Regions from separate parts of the Homo sapiens genome. Here region 1 is linked to region 2. Evidence: chromatin loops called from intact Hi-C (ENCODE). Cell type or tissue: mammary epithelial cell. All regions are shown on one strand. Each heading gives the region's core, and the rest is flanking DNA. Links, peaks and the distances in the headings are about the cores only.

What was found. Peaks named below come from ENCODE experiments on the same cell type or tissue, not always from the same donor. Only the 100,000 strongest peaks of a DNase experiment are listed, where the experiment ranks them.
Region 1: a loop joins it to region 2, with 2.5 times the contacts of the local background. A loop is called at or near these places in 2 of 110 quality-filtered maps.

Annotation. Positions count from the first base shown.
Region 1 is chr10:121,328,962-121,337,333 of GRCh38, forward strand. No RefSeq gene overlaps it. Among named protein-coding and RNA genes, the nearest start is that of LINC01153, 150 kb to the left of the region's middle. In mammary epithelial cell, for the core only: no CTCF peak of the experiment used is centred there; a DNase peak (open chromatin) is centred at 4,070; H3K27ac peaks cover 1,112 bases.
Region 2 is chr10:121,414,916-121,423,287 of GRCh38, forward strand. No RefSeq gene overlaps it. Among named protein-coding and RNA genes, the nearest start is that of FGFR2, 180 kb to the right of the region's middle. RefSeq lists a silencer at 27-227. In mammary epithelial cell, for the core only: a CTCF peak has its summit at 3,649; a DNase peak (open chromatin) is centred at 3,546.

The DNA.
Region 1 (8,372 bases), core at 255-8,254, 86 kb before region 2:
CTGGGACTTGAGGGATGAGCAGATTTTGATCTAGATCCCCAATTCCTCCTTTCATCTCCATTAATTCATTTGTTCATCAATGCAATAAACAGATCCTGAGTGATTACGTCGTGCTGGGAGGCAGGAGCTTTGGCGGGCTCCTGCGTGTTTGAGATACAGGGAATATCTGACATTGAGGCCTCACACCTGCCTCAGGTCCGCCCCCATCTGTGGCAAGCACCCTCCCAGTGCCCCATACCTGTAGCTGCTCCTAACCTGGTGTTTCGCTCTCCATCACAAGCTGATGGACCTATAATATGTGGAAATGAAAATAAGATAAGGGTTCAAAGTGCTTTATTGGTTTACGTGACTGAAAACAACATCATATTTAAACTTCATGCAGATTTATTCTCTTTTTTTTTTTTTTTTTTTTTTTTTTTTGGTTACAATCTGTTTCCCATCATCTTCCCATCACTCCCCAAGGGCTGGAGTTGACACATTTGCCCTGGCTATTTTCTTTGATTATTCAATTAAATAATCCCAGGGATTTTCAAAAATGTTGAAATTCTTATTTCCTAATTCCTAATTCTATAATTACAGTGCTCAGAGATGATCTTCTGCTCACTGATATCATGAAGAAAAGTTATCATACATATCTGCACACACCTGAAACTTTAAGGAGGCCTTTCACAAAGATGATCTCATTTATTTTCCTCAAAAACCTGGGAAGTACACACTACCACTCTCAGTTGACAGAATAAACTAAAGAATAAAGAGGTGAGATGCCTTGCCCAAGTCCACACCATTCACAAGTGACAAAGCCAAGACTTCATTTTAGCCCTTTTACTTTTAAATCTTCTGATATTTCTCATCTAGAAGAGCATTACAGAAATTGTAGCCCAGGAACACATTATGTTGTACCTGTGATAGTATTTTTTTTCTTTTTTTCTTTTTTTGAGATGGAGTCTTGCTCTGTCCCCCAGGCTGGAGTACAGTGGTGCAATCCCGGCTCACTGCAACCTCTGCCTCCTGGGTTCAAGCGATTCTCCTGTCTCAGCCTCCCGAGTAGCTGGGGTTACAGGCGTGAGCCACTACGCCTGGCCTGCGATCATATTTTCTAACAGGTTAGTAATAGTTAAAATTTGGCAAGCAGAGCTCCCTGCCTTAGTTTCCAATTCTCTTAACATTTTTCATATTTGATTTTTGGAAGCCAGTTTCTTGGCAAGTGATCCAAACAAAATTTCAAACCCAAGCCATACCCTTGATGAAACGACTGTTTTTCCCAAAATAGTCCATGGGCAAACTGTTACATGTTGTGCTCAATGACCAGGGACACAGCTGGCAAAAAGCACCATATAAAGTTTTTCTATTTGCTGAGATGGTTTCGTGCTTGATCCTCACAGATCGCTCTTAATAATTTAGTCACGCACTCCTCTGCAGTATATTGCTTCCACAATGCTAATTTAAACCATGTCAGTGTGCTTGCAATATGACTGACAATAGCCAAAATGTAAGAAAAGGAATCGTTTCTTCAAATTAAATGTGTACTATTCATCTGTGAACATCATGCTTGAGATGCTAGTTAGAATTCTCTCTCCCTCCTTGTCCCCCTTTCTCTCTCCTTCTCTCTCCCTCTTTTCCCTCTCCCCCCTCCCCTCACTTCCTCTCCCTGTTTCTTCTCACCCTCTTTCTTTTCCTCCATCCATTTTCTCTCCCTCCCTTCCTCCTCCTCCTCCTTCTTCTCTCTCTCACACACACACATACACACACACACACACATACACACACAAAAAATGCTCCCTGGAGAATTTCCAAGCATCTAACATACACTTTACTGAAACAGGCTGGACTGGACCACACACACAATAGCAAATTGCCTAAATAAGTCAGATGCATAAGCAACAGCCACTCAAGTGCAGAGAATGTTTAAACTTTAGGGAAAAAACAATAAATTAAAGCACAGCCTTTCTTCTAAAGTGATTCCTTATTGAGACTTCTGCTCTGAATTAGGAGGTCGTGTCAGAGTGGTGTGCAGCATATCGGGGGCCCACCCTGAACTCACTCTTTCTCCAGGACAAGTCAAGTGGCCCATGGAGAGGGCCAGCCCTGAGAAACAGAGTCCACACTCAGCAAGAGGAAGAAGGACTAAAGCCGGGGCTAGACTGTCTTGCAGTTTACTAAGATCATCTTTAAATCTTTCAGAAAGACAAGCCGTTGAGGTTTAAGGTCATTCTTCATGTAGGTTTTCAAAGCTGGCCTGCCCTGTTTGCCTTACCTGCTAGCAACAGACATCAAACACAGCCAGAGTTTTGAAAATACAAATAGATGTGTCACCCCACCCCCCACCACCATTCTTCCCATTGCAAAACCCAAACTCCAGATTGTGACCTACAAGACCTGAGCACCGTGACCATATGACCAGGCACCTGCCTACCTCTCCAAGCCTCCTCTTGCTCAGTCCCATCCAGTCATACTTGATTCTTCTTGTTTCATCCACTCCTTCAAGTCTGTTCCTGCCATAGGACCTTCTCCCAACTGAGTCCTCTGCTTGGAACTAGTCCTCAAGATCATCACAGGGCTGATTCTTTCTCTTTGTTCAGGTGTTAGTTCGAATGCCACCTACTCTGAGGGCTTCCCAAGCCTTCTGAAATACACTAGATTATGGGTCACAATTCTTTGTTCCCCAGTAAGACATCCACATCCTTGCCAGATATCTTTGCAGTGCCTGTCCCCTTGAGCAGAGCAGCTTCTTCTCTCTGTTAATGTCAGTCATGTGATTTGCTTTGGCCAGAGGAACATGGGCGTAAGGGACACTGGGCCTCAGCTCAGGTCTGAGCTGAGGTCCTAAGAGCTGTTAATGGTTCTACTCAACCACTTACTCTGCTGACAACCACAGTGAGAAGTACAGGCTCACATACTTGCCAGTCACAATTTGTCTAAGGTGAATGAGGAGCCCATAAATAAACAAGAAGCCCTCAAAAAAATCCTTGCTGCCACAAGCCACTGAGCTTTTAATGTCACTTGTCACATAGCAAAAACGCTAACATACTATGCAATTGTAAGTAACCCTCCTCAGGCTCTATTATATCACTCTGTTTTGTTTTCATTGTAACATTTACATGCCTAACATGTCTTCTGATTTGTCTGTTGCTCATTTCCTTCTATAAGTTTCATGGGGGCACTGTATTCCCAGCACCTAAAACAGTGCCTGGCTCACAATAGACATTCAGTCAATGTTTGTTTAATGAATGAATGAGATCCCAAGTCTTAATCATGGAAGGATTTGTATGTTTTCCAATCTGAAGACCCAATTCTGTGAGACAGGAAACAAAAGCACTTTTTTTAGTTAAAAATTCAACAAATATTGTAATATCAATATCTGAGATAAACCTTATCAGAACTCTGATATTCCCAAGAAATTAATAAATGACTGGCTGCGTTTCATAATGCAAAAATACCAACTTGTCTTACTGTGACACAAGGGCTAAAATGACCATGATGGTGATGATGAAGGAGTGGTGATGATGAAGGAGTGGTGATGATGATGATGATGATATGATGATGATGATGATGATATGATGATGGTGGTGATGAGGATGATGATGATAGTGGTGGTGGGAGTGCCAGTGGTAGTAATGACAAGGAGGAGGAGGATGATGATGATGATAGTGATGGTGTCAGTGGTAGTGATTATGATGATGAGATACTGGTGAAGGTGCCCATGGTTGTGATGATGGTGGTGGTAGTTCAGACCAGTTACCCCTACTGAGTTATCTGGGATTGAGTCTACCACACCATCCAAAACATGCAGAGGAAATTAGCAACTCCTGACTGCCCCCAATAAGGAGACCTCTACTCAATCTACAAGGCCAACTACTATACTGGCAGTGGGGGCAAAAGTAGGCAGGGTTCTTGTTCCCACAGAGGTCACAGCCTAGTGGAAGAGGGAGATTAATAATCACATACATAAAATTTCTCAGTTGTAACTTTAAGAGGAACTACCAAGTGGCAGTGCAATGTTATGAGAGTCTGTAAGAGAGGATTCAGCCCAGCCAGGAAAGGCATGCCTGGGCAGTAATAAGGAATTAGAACTACAAGATGAGTATGACTCACCCAAGCGAATGAGGAGTCTAGACAGGGGGAACGGGGTGCATGGAGCCTGTGGTGTAGAAAAGAAGATCAGCTTGGCTAGAATTGAGAGGGCATGGGAAGAGTGGTTTAAGACAAGGCTACAGAGGCTAGAAGTGGCCAGACTCAACAGGGCCCAGTAGACCAAGTCAATAAATTCCATGTTTGTTCTAAATAAGAAACAATTGGAGAGTTTTAAGCCGTGGAGTCACATGATCAAATCTATCCTCTGGAAGAACCACTCTGGCTGCTGTGTGGTGGATGGGAACAGAAGGAAGATTGTTCCCAGAGCAGCTTGGACCAGGGTAGTAGTGGGGGAGAGAGAGAGAGAGAATCACACACATGCCAGAGCTCTTTAGGAGCTAAAATGGTGCTGGATTCAATATGAGGGATAGATAAAAAAGAGAAAGGTGTCAACGGTGAATTCCTCATCTCCTGGCTTATGTAATGAGATGAATAGTGGTGATATTCACTGAGATAGAAGACACTAGATGAATAACAGGTTTGGGGAGTGAAAAATCTGTTTGGACAAGTTGAGTGAGTTTCCTTCAAGAGATCAAAGAGACAATATCAAGTAGATGATCAGATATTCAGGCAAAGGGCAAACTCTGATGGAACGAAGTTAAGTTTGTGACTCCCCTGCTCAGAGGAGGTAACAGCAGCTGTGGCTATGAATGACATGCTACAAGAAAGAAGAGGGAGTAAGGAGACAAAAAGAGTCTGGCACAGCCTTTCAAAACTTGACATCTCCTGGCCAGGGAGTAGATTAAACTCACAAGAGCCAGGGGAGACCAGGCAGATGGCAAGGAGGGAACCCAGAGAGAGTCTGAGCCTAGAATCCTAAGGGCACCCAGCCCAATCCCCAAATCCACCCTTCACATTGGAGAATCCTCTTCACTTGTTTTATGTTGTGAAAAAAAAATTACTAATAATAACTCTTTCAAGAGTAGTAACAGCTCTGAATGAGGCAAGTTTCTTAAGACCAGGACCAACCTGCTGTTAGATGAAGTTCAGGGAAAGGTTCCCTGAATCAAAAAGTCCTTCTCACCTACCACAGGATGCTTAAAGTGTCCACAATGCCCAAGAAAGGTAAGGCATTGATTCAACTCACATGGGGGGCATCGAGTTCCAAGATTAGATCCCACCCTGTAGTTAACAAACCCATCAAATCAAACTGCAGTTATTAAGGACTGTAAAGTACTCTTCCAGGGGCCTGGGTGTAAGGAGAAGAGTAGATGGAGGTGGGAAGGACACTAAGAGAAAGACAGTGGGTGGAATAAGCAGGATTTAGACCATGAAGACCACATTCAAGTCCTGTCCTAGCCACTTGATATCTACGCAGCTCCAACAGTCATTTAACTACTCTTCAGAGCCGCACGGTCTCCGTCTATAAAACAGGATAAATAATGTTTTTTCAGAGGGTTGGCATGAGTATCAGAGTATTGGTCATAAATGTGCCCTGGAAACCATGAAGGCTACAACAGAAGTCAGTCACTGTGATTGTTTTCAAGTTGTGGGGCAAGGGCAATGCTTGGACTTCAGGCTGGGAACAGAAAATCAGTGCAAACTGACTCCTCCGTCCCAGTCATGTTAGTGACTACATAATTCCAGAGAAACACTGAAGCCCTATGTCAGCATATGTAGTGTAGAATACAGCATCAAGCAGATACCCCCCGGATGGTCTAGGCATTAATTCTCAAATCTCTAAGTCATCCAAACAAGGTAGATAATTTATTACTCTACTTCATGGAGAGTAAAACCATCAATGAAGTAATATTGGGAAAGAATAAGGACTGTGGAACCAGGAAGACAGGTTTTGATTTCCAGTTCTGCCTCTTACGTGCTCTGTGACCTTGAGCAAATCATTTAACTTCTCTGATCCTTAGTGTCCTTAAAAGTAAAATGGGGACAACTAAGTAGGTCAACTAGCTCCTTCCCACTCACTATTTATCTATTGCTCTGTGTCTTTTCCCCATAGCACTTATCACTACCTAAAGTTATCTTATTCATAATGCTTTCATTAACTGACTATCACTTCCAAGTAGACCGTAAGCTCCACAAATGCAGGGAAAGCCTCATCTGTCCTGTTCACAGATAGATATCCAGGGCCGGATACATAGTAGAAATGCAATCAGTATTTGTGGGATGAATGAATAAATCCCATTGAAGGCATTAATCCTATTTTACAGCTGGAATCTGAGGCTCAGAGAAATGAAAGACTTGCTTAAGATCATGCTTGGTAGAAGGTGGAGAGGAGATTCAAGCCAAGGTCTGTTTAATTCTCAAGCCCACAATAACTCCGGGACTCCACTCGGTCTTCCAAGAGGAATGTGGAGCCTGCATGTCTGGGAAAAGCCCAGCATCCCTTGGAACAGGGAAAAAAAAAAAAAAAATCCACGCTCCCATGTGGCCCATAAGATCCTGCCTGCCTTAGCCCCACCTCCTCCTCCAATCTCATCTCACACCAAGTTCCTTGTTCATTAAATTCAAGCTACTTCAAATATACAAAGTGTGTTCCCACCCCAGGGCCTTTGCACTTGTTCTTTGCTAAGCCTGGACCACGCTTCCCCCAGATCTTCCTCAAGCAGTGTTTTCTTACCATTAGAATCTCAGTTCATAGCAGGCGGGTGGGAGGCAGTAGGGAAAAGGCACTCCTTGACAGCATCAGCTACAGAAGCCTCTCATCTCCACCTTCCCCCGCCAACGCCCCAAGTCATTCTCTAGTTTGCCTACCTGTTTAAATTTCAGTGTTTATCAATACCTAAACACATCGTGTTTGTTTTCACATGCTGTCGTCTGCATCCTTCTACCTCACTAGTAAAGGTTTCATGAGACCAAGAATCTGTAGCCTTGACATCAACACCTGGCAAGTAAATAGCACCCATTGATTTATTGCACAAATGATATTATCCCTACGACAATTATTCAGACCAATTTCTGCTCTCGAGTTAAAAGAAGGAAAAGTCTTCTTCCCAGAAGCAGTCACTTCGTGTTGAAATTATGATGAATTGATTTAAAAGGTTGTTACAAGGACTCAAATGAAATAACATTACATTTTTATTCAAAATCCAGACTAGGGTAACATCTTTCAATGCTGTTTTTAAGTATTTATTGCATATCGAATATGTCCTAGAACCACGGTTATGACAACGAAAAGAAAGTTCCTGACTTCACTGAACTTAGAGTCAAAGACAGACGTGTAAACATGAAATTCCAAGAAGGCGTGGCAAACACCTTGTAGTAGGCTCTACGTGCAGAGCCAACTAATCTCTCACAGGAATCAGGGAAGGTGGGGGTGGGAGATGACATTTCAGTCGAGAACTCAAGGAAGAGGCAGGAGAAAGTACTTCAAGCACGAGGGACACAGGTATGAAGGTGACAAATACAAATGAATTCAGGGACCCAGGGAGCATTGCAAATGAACCTGGCCACCAGATATTGGCATATGAAACACAGCACGCTCCACATTTTGTTAAGCATATGCTCATTTGGGTAATTTTCTATATTTCCACTTTTGGTAAAGAAAGAGAAATATTTCTCTAAGAAAAACAAGAGTTATGATAAATTACAAACTGACAGCCTCAGAGTCAGGGAGACAATAGGGAGTGGTGGAAATGGTGGATTCAGAAAGAGCACAGGGCCTGGCTAGACCCAGTGTCGCTAGATCTTTTGATATTTCAAGGGAAGCTAGAAACCCAGATTTTTACTTTTAAAATTGCTTTTTTAAGCTGACTCATAAAATATTTAAATGGTATATAAGCCAAGCAAAACACAGAAGGCAAGGATCGGGCTTATGGGTCCATAAAACGGAATTTTAAAAAAGTTTCTAAACAGGTTCATTTTGAATTTGATAGAATTGTTACTATTTGAAACTACATTCATCTTCAAAGTACCCACCAGGCAGTAATAAAAATAACCTACTCGGAAAGTAGGTAAGCGTAAGAATTTCATTAAAAGTTTTACATAATAGCATCATGCTGATAATCTACCTCTTTCCAAAATTACTATAGCACCATATCCATGCACAGGCTAAATCTGATAGACAATTAGTAGAATTCCATGTGCAAAAGCATCTGTGAATTTTTTTTTAAGTTTTTAATTTCAGACATGTAGATTTAGAGAAAACCTTCTCATGAAGTTAATGTTCGGTGCATCAGCCTAGCATGGTCAATTTAAACATGATACAGAATGCCATAGAGTAAACATTTAAACCCCTCCCTTCCTTCTTAGAACGGGGGTGGTCTTTGGTAATATATTTTTTTTCC
Region 2 (8,372 bases), core at 238-8,237:
TGATTAATGAGGTCTGCATAAGACAGATACCAGAAAGCTATTTGCTTTGGCCTTGCCTTCAGCAACAACAGCACTAAAATCAGAGTGTAGGGTGCTAGCCATGTGGAGTTCTTATAAATCTAAACAAAGGAATTCTTGAATAGCTATTCAAGAGAAGAAGTGCTTATCTGTGTTGTCCCTAATGCCATAAAGTATTTCTCCCCTGGTGTGAGTCCCACATTCTGGAAGACACTGCAGTATGTAATGACACCATTGCCTTCAGTGCTTCGTGGGAGGGTCTTTAGTGGCAACTCCCTGAGGACAAATGTGTATGGGGAGTGGCCCCTCCCAGACACACCCTATGCCTTGTTACAGCTGTCAAGGAAAGAGGCATTCCTTGTTTTCTGCAATGAATGAGTGGCAAATGAAGTCACAAATGGGGTCAGGCCACCAGCTTTCTTCTCTGCTGAGGCCCTTTGTCACTCTTGATAAAATGTTCATCACTGTAGTTCTTTGCCAGGTCACCAACTTGTCCTTCCAGCCACTCAAGAGTAAAACCAGAAGCTGTATGCCCTGCACCAATTTGTAAGTTTCCAAGGCATGAATTTAAATCATGTACACTATAAGTCTGGCAAGGGTCTCGGTAGACATCTCTGCATTAATAACTATGTGGCTTGTGTTCTCTGTGCATTGTATGTAAAAACTCCTAGAAAAATGATTCTGAAAAGGCAGCTGATTGCTAATGCTTGTGATGGAAGTTAAAAACATGGGTGTGTGCATGGATGTTGAATGTTGAATAAAGGCCAGGCACAGCGGCTCATGCTTGAAATCCCAGAGCTTTGGGAGGCCAAGATGGGAGGTTCTCTTGAGCCCAGGAGTTTGCGACCAGCCTGGATAACACAGTAAGACCTTGTCTCTACTAAAAATCAAAAAGTTAGCACGGTGTGGTGGTGTGTGCCCACAGTCTCAGCCACTGGAGGGGATGTGGGAAGTGGTAATGGCAGAGGTGGGAAGGCATCAGATTGGAGGCAGGAGGATCGCTTGAGCCCAGGAGTTTGAGGCTGTAGTCAGCTATAATCACGCCACTGTGCTCCAGCCTGGGCAACAGAACAAGAACCTGTCTCTATCAAAAAAAAAAAAAAAAAAAAAAAGGAATTTTGAATAAAGAGATGGTTTTTAAGCAGAAAACAGACTTTTTAAGTCTGTTCTAAGGGAACAGAGTGAACATCTCCAATTTTGCAACCAAACATTCATCCACTTTCCAATAACAGTGCCTGATTTCTTCCAGAAAAGAAGTTATTTCCCTGTCCTCAGTCTATGGACTTTCAGGTGAAGTTGACTCTACCATGTGCCAAGGCAAGGCAAGGCAGGTGACTAAGGTCTGAATCAAAGCATCACATTCCCCTGGGGACATGGAGCCCAAGCACAGCTATGGAAATAATGAGTCTTGCTGGGACCTTTAGGGGAACTTGCTCTTTTACTGCTGGACTCGACAATAAAGGCTGTGGCCCCAAAGCTGATGGCAGCCTTTTGCTACCACTCAGAGCTGGAACATGAAGTCAAGTCAAAGAAGATCAGAACTAAGTGATGCAAGACGGATCAAGACTTAATAACAAAATTTGAGTCCTGGATCAAGCTGTATCTGAAGCTTATGTTTCCACCTTTCACTTACTAGGCTAATACTTTCATTCCTTTTGTTAATTTTTCACTCACAACCAAAGTGTCCCTGATTAGAACAAAAAGTCTCTTCCTTTTTTTTTTAGTAACACTTTCTTGCATTTTATGGGCTTATCATTGATTTATGACTATGGGATTAATCAAGGTCTCAGGACACGTTTCTTGAACATCAGAGTGGACTCTTTTTTCAGAGAGTTAGCCATTTACTAATTAACACTTATTTGGTTAGGAATGCTTTCAGCTACAAGTAATGGATGCCCAACTGAAGGTAGCTTATACTGTTAGTCTCCCATAAGAGTTGAGCTGGAGGTTGGCCATCTGGAGGTTGGTAGGCAGCTCAACAATGCCACCAAAGACCTCGGCTCTTTTTGTCCTTCTGCTCTGCCACCGTCATGTGTTGGTGACTCTCCCTTCTTGGTCACAAGATGACTACTGCAGCACCGGACATCGAGTCCTCACATGACAGTGTCCCACCCAAGCAGAAAGGAAGAGGGTGGGAGCAAAAGGGGCTCCTCCTCATAATGCCCTCTACCTTTTATCAGAAGGAAAGTCATGTCCAGAATTGCTCACTTACTCCCCATCATTGGCCAGGACTGGGTTATAGGGTCCCTTATAAACCACTCACCAGCACAGAAGGATGGACTTTCCATGGCTGGCTTAGACCAAACTTAAGTGTTTGAAACCTTATCAAGGAAGAAGAGAGAATAGCTCTGGGAAGGCATCTCCCACAGAAGTCTTGTTAACCTACCTTCTTGGAAGCAGGACATTTATAAGAAGAAAAAGCACCAGGCAGGTGAATTCCAATTTTACCCAAGCCAAGCTCAGCGTTCTTTGCCCTTAAAATAAGATCAGAATGAGCCCGAGGGAAAGGCACCCATGTTAAAAACTATATTTGGATCCCCTAGAGCTAGAAGAGACAAGCAAAAGCTGGAAGGCTGGGCCTGGCCTATGCACAACTTTATCTGCCCCTGGCAATGAATTCTAAAAATACAGACCTCTGACAGTCATCTATTTTAAATAGCAAACTTCACATATATAATCTCCACTTCTTCCTTGCTGCAAATTAATTTTTCATGATGAGGAAAGAATGACAGCTACATTTTGCTTTAGCAGAACAAGTAAAGGTGACATTTTGAATCTTGGAGCTAGCATTTCCTAGCTGTGTGGCCTTGGGGAGACAGTCTTCTTCCCTGTGCCTCAGTTTTCTCATCTGTAATATGAAGATATTAATAATATTCACCTATGTGACAGTTGGAGCCTGACACAAGTCAATTTGGTTATTTTCAATTAGTATGTCCTTTTGAGTAAATATTCGTAGTCTGCAACAATTAGTTGCAGATGGGGCTATAGTCTCTTCCCCAAAACCTCCCTTCTAGATAGATTCCACCCCAGATATACACATTATTAACAAGCTAGCAGAAAAACACAACCTATTCTGTAAACTTGACAAACTCTTAGCTGTCCTTTCAGATGCTTCAATTGCACTTGCATGAAAAGGTCACTCACTCAAGGTCAATGTCGAAATATTCAAGCTTTGGACACAGGCAGCAAGAACCCTCCAAAACATTAGCTAGACTGAGTCAGTTCAGAATCAAGCCTGGGGCATCATTCCAAAGGGTAGAACTATTGGGCTCCCTATAGATTCTTCTACCTGCTCATGCAGCAGAAAGATGCCTGTATAATATCACAGGCCAACCCACACATATTAAACATATAGTTTATCAATAGAAAGAAATTTTTCCCATCTGTTATGCTATTAGCAAAAATCTCTGGTTTTGATTGTAAAAATAGTTAATGCCTTGCAGTAGCTACCTCTTAAGAGTGCCCTTTGGAATAATCTTTCAAATATGAGCTGATTACCCCTGGGTGAGTCATTGGAGCCTCATATGAGGTAATACACATGCAATGCTTAGGACAGTCACTGGCAAGCAGTAAGAGCTCAGTGCACGTTGACTATTACTCAAAAGCCAAAAGTTAATTCCTATACATTTTCACATGAGGGCATTGTCATTGCTGGCCTGTATTCCTGACCTCAGTCTCATGAATGTTAGAAGACACAAGACTCATGGGTCAGAGACCAAAGATTTCATTGCTGTCAGCACAGCAGGCAGCATGAGCTTCCTTTTTATAGTGGGCTCCAAATAAGCCTGTGTGACCTTTGAGATATTACATTTATTTTATGGGACAACATGCAAACTTACTTTCTAGCCCATGGAAAAACACTGTCATCCAAGGGTGTTCACTAGACAAACATCCTTGAAAAGGCAATCTACAACAAAGGCTACCTGTGCCTTTGCTCACAAGATGTGCAGCAACACCAGTGACCCATGGAGAACACATCAATTTCTTCCTGTCTCCTCTCAAGCCTAAGAGTTCAAATGGGCTCACCGTCTGGCCCTTATAACAGTTTCTCTTAATGTTTGTGCTTCTCTTCCTGAAACTAGTGACCCCACACCCATCTCCTCTTCCCTTCCCACTATCTCTACCTGCATGGACCATGGTACATTCCTCATGGTCTCTCTTCCCAACCCTCCTTTCCCACACTGCCTTCTAAAAACACAGCTCTGACTGGATCCTGCCCTGGTCACAAGCTGACCATGGCTTCCCACAGCCTCCCAAATGAGGCTCTAACTCCTACAAGTCACTGTGTTCCTTATTAAATAACAAGCGTCTTGAGTAGAGGGAAACCAGGTCTTACTTATTTCTCTAGCACTTAGTAATAAATATTCATAGATCAAATTGTATAATGGGTTTCCTAGCTTTCCAGTCTTTAAATGTAAAAGACATAAATATCTAGTAAGCATGGGATAAGCTCAATGGAAAAAAAAAAAGAAAAAAAAAGCAAGCAGGAATAAGCCATTAAACAGCAGATTTTTCCTTGTACAGTTTTGTGTTTTGTTTTGGTGAGTAGGTATTTGCATTTTGGTTTTTTAACTACTTGTTTTGTTCATTAGCTACAGAAACCTTTCTTCAGTCAAAGTCTAACTCGGACATCCAAAATGCAGGGCTGCTCTACAGAGGGGTCAAGGGACACTCCCTTGGCATCCCCTTCCCTGCGGCTTCTGGCAAGAGGAGAGGGACTGCTCTTCAATACTCTTAGGCCAAAGAATTGAAACCCTACACTCAAAGAAAAGGTGCCTCATTCGGGAGATGACCATCCTTACAGGAATAAGCATTGTTCGCTTGGTCTGGCAAATATGATTGTACTTTGAGAGGTGATATTTTAATTCAGGTCTGGTCTTTTCAAAAACGCTAAACACATGGAGCGTGGGTAAGGAGCTCCGAGGGAAGTAGCAGCCATTCCCTTCTAAGTAATCTTCACCAGCTACAAGAGGGATGACCCCACGACCCCTGTTGATCCTGTTACCCAAGGTCAGCTCACATATCATTAAAAAGAGTCCGTTTCAAATAACGGGCACTTTCCCCTAAAGACCCAATATTCTTTTGCCATTAGTATCATGTTATTCAGAATCCTCTGGGCTTACTGGAATTTCTCTGAAGCATTTCAGATTCCTCAGGAATAATTTTAAAACATTAGAATTTCAAATAACGGCTTCAGGAGAGAGTGGCCTGTATCTGGCTCTCCTCCCCCAGCCCCAGTCTTGTGCCACCTAAAACAGCTTGGCCTGCCATCCTGAAGCCGGCTGTCAAGTCTCATCTGAGGAAGGACAACCAGATCAGCTGCTCTCGCCTCCCACTGTTCCCCACATCAAAGCCAAAGAAACAACTAGCTGGGTTGTTTAAGCAGGGCTGTGTGGACCTGGCTCTCACTAGCTCACAAGAACACACACTGTGCAGATTTCTTCCCAACTCTGTGTTCACTGACATCTCTTTTATAGCTTGAAGTTAGCCACAGTGGGAGTATTTACACCATGGAAATCGGCAAGCACAACAGGTCAGGATTTCTCCCACCCTACCCCACCTCCACCCCTTCCTCCACCCCCAGAGCCTGTTGTTAGCACTTACCAGCACACCAGTTTATTTGATAACAACTAGCTGCAGGTTTTTTTCACCTCTGCTTCATCAACAACGATAAATGGAAACTCAAACAGCCCATAATTTTTACCTTGTGGCAAGTACAGTAAAACTTCCATGAATTTCTACAGATTAAAAAAGCATGATCTCTCCTGTTGAGAGTTTCGGCCACCCACCTTTTATCAAGCTCCGTCTTCTAGAACCATCTCTCATTTCATCCATTAAGGCACTTCCTAAGCCTTTTGCCTCAAAATGTGCAATAAAAAAAACTGGTCTTTATTGCTGTCTCTCTCCAGGCCCCCTTGAAATTACATTTTCCGGTCTATAGCAATCTCCTTCGCCCAGAGGTAGCCTGTGAGGGGAACACCAGGTTTGATCAAGTTTCACTCTGTTTTCATTTGCAGTCTTGCATTGACTCACATTCAAGAACTACTTTACTTTTATGTCTCTTAAAAACCTCCAAGTTTTTTTTTTAATTTTATTATTATTATACTTTAAGGGTACATGTGCACAACGTGCAGGTTTGTTACATATGTATACATGTGCCATGTTGATGTGCCGCACCCATTAACTTGTCATTTAGCATTAGGTATATCTCCTAATGCTATCCCTCCCCCCTCCCCCCACCCCACAACAGTCCCAAGTTTTTGTAAGGGCTTGCCTCATGCACATCAGGCTCCATTGTGTGATGAATTCCCGGCCTCTGTGACTCTGTTTTGGTATTAGGCAGGCATGCTCCTTTGTGCAAATCAAGGGCACTGAGCAAGCTTTCGTGTGTTCCTAAACTTGGAGTCTACACCTGGGGCTAAGCCAATGCAGAATGTCAGGTGTCCATTCTCACCACAAAGAAATAGAAGCACCAAGTAATTAACAAGCAGGAGGTCAGAGCTGAGTTAGCTACTAACCTGATTGTCCTTAACACTTCATTTGTGCCTAACGTAACCAGAGGCCTCAGTCCTCTCTACTAGTGAATCCTCAAACTCTCAGCCTGTTGGGCCATTTTGATGTGACCAGTGCTTATCTAAAAGCAGAATATCTCCTTTTGCCTGCTGAAGTTCTGATGTTTAGTCTTCCCCATAGCTGTTAAGAAGCAAAGTGGTCTTTGGTTCTCTGCTGCCCCTCTCCCAAAGGCCCTCCTCTCCCGCTTTCTGCCCCCTGTGACCCCTCTCCACATGTTCCTCACTGGTGTTATCTAATCTCTACTAGGTATTAGCCCATGAAGGCGTGAGCTCATGCCTCTTAATGAGAAACTCCTGATGACCAAAAGGCCTCCACAGCCCAGGAATGGGTCTCAGCAGGTGGACTCTGGTCACTGGACAGGCAGGTGAAATGGAGAAAAAGAGGGAAATTGAGGAGCCGGGGACTTCCCCATGCCTCAACCCATGCACCCTAAGTGAACACCTGCTCCAGCTCCATGTGTGGTCTGCCCAGCAGAAGATGTCACATGGTGAGAATTATTTAAATCCTAGAGGGGAAGAAACAGAGTGGGCACTTAGCTCAACAGAGCCACCATTCCTTCAGGTTCAGGGGTCAGGAGGAAATCCATAGGACCATCTTCTTCAACATTTTTCCAACTTGCAAGTTGTGGATCAGGCCAGCTATGACCTCATGTCCAACCGGTAGGCAGAAGGGCAATAGCTGGGATGCAGAGACGGTAAGGGCAGCTGGAGTGTGTGTACGTGCATGCACATGTGTATACGTGAGTGAATGTGCTTGGGCACTTAGGCAGGGAGCATGTGGCAGGCATGATCCAATAGGACTGAGCTGATGGGCAGATGAAAAGAGACAAGAAAAGGTCATTCACTCCCCCAGTGAATCACCAGAAGTTCCTCCAACTGCGTCACCAACTGAACAAGGTTAGAAACCTCTAATACAGTGAAAGCCACAGCGAAATGATTCTAAGCCTTGCTGGAAACCAGCTTTTTAGTAAAAACTCGTGTACTCATTTGTCTCTGAACAGTATCCAGGACCCATTCTTTCCATTCAAAGAATTTTCAAACCCATTTCCTTTTGCAAACATCATTTGAATGGATGCACCGTGTGCATCTTATGTGGTTCAGGGTCTGGAGGCAGTGCTGTGTGTGTGTGTGTGTGTGTGTGCTGTGTGTGTGTGTGAAATCACAATGCTTAGCCTTTTTCTATGTTTGCGGCAACCTTTTAGGGGCATAAGTACACAAGCCAAGTCCCAGTTTGGCAGCCCTGAGAAACAGCTTAGCACCATGATGTACCCACCCAGCTCAATTTTGCACCACCAGAAAAAAATAGCTCTGTAGCTTGGCACTGAGCTTTGGGATGAAAGCAGGAATTTTCTGACCCACAGAACAACCTCAGAACCACCATGCCAAGTACTCAGCAGAGAAAGAAGATATGGAAACTCAGTTGATCATCCTCAGTTGTTAAAAAATATTAGAGTTCTGAAGGCCAAAAGAACAATCTGGGCCCTAAGTACTCATTGCTGTTGTTAGATGATTTACAGAGCTTAGATAACATAGAGTTTTAGTTTTTTAACAGCTCTGGCCCAGGGCTGTGGGAATCTTCTGTCCATGGTGGTTATGTCTAGAGTCACCCATGCTAGATGTGAAAGGGATTTCAAAAACTATGTACACCACATTGGTTGTCCCCAGGAAAGAAAAGGAGGACAATTAGGAGGGCAATCAAAGGGCTCCTGGGTACGGGCATCATTCTATTTCTCGACGTGGGTGGTATTGATACCCAAAGACCCCAGACCCCAGTGTTTGCTT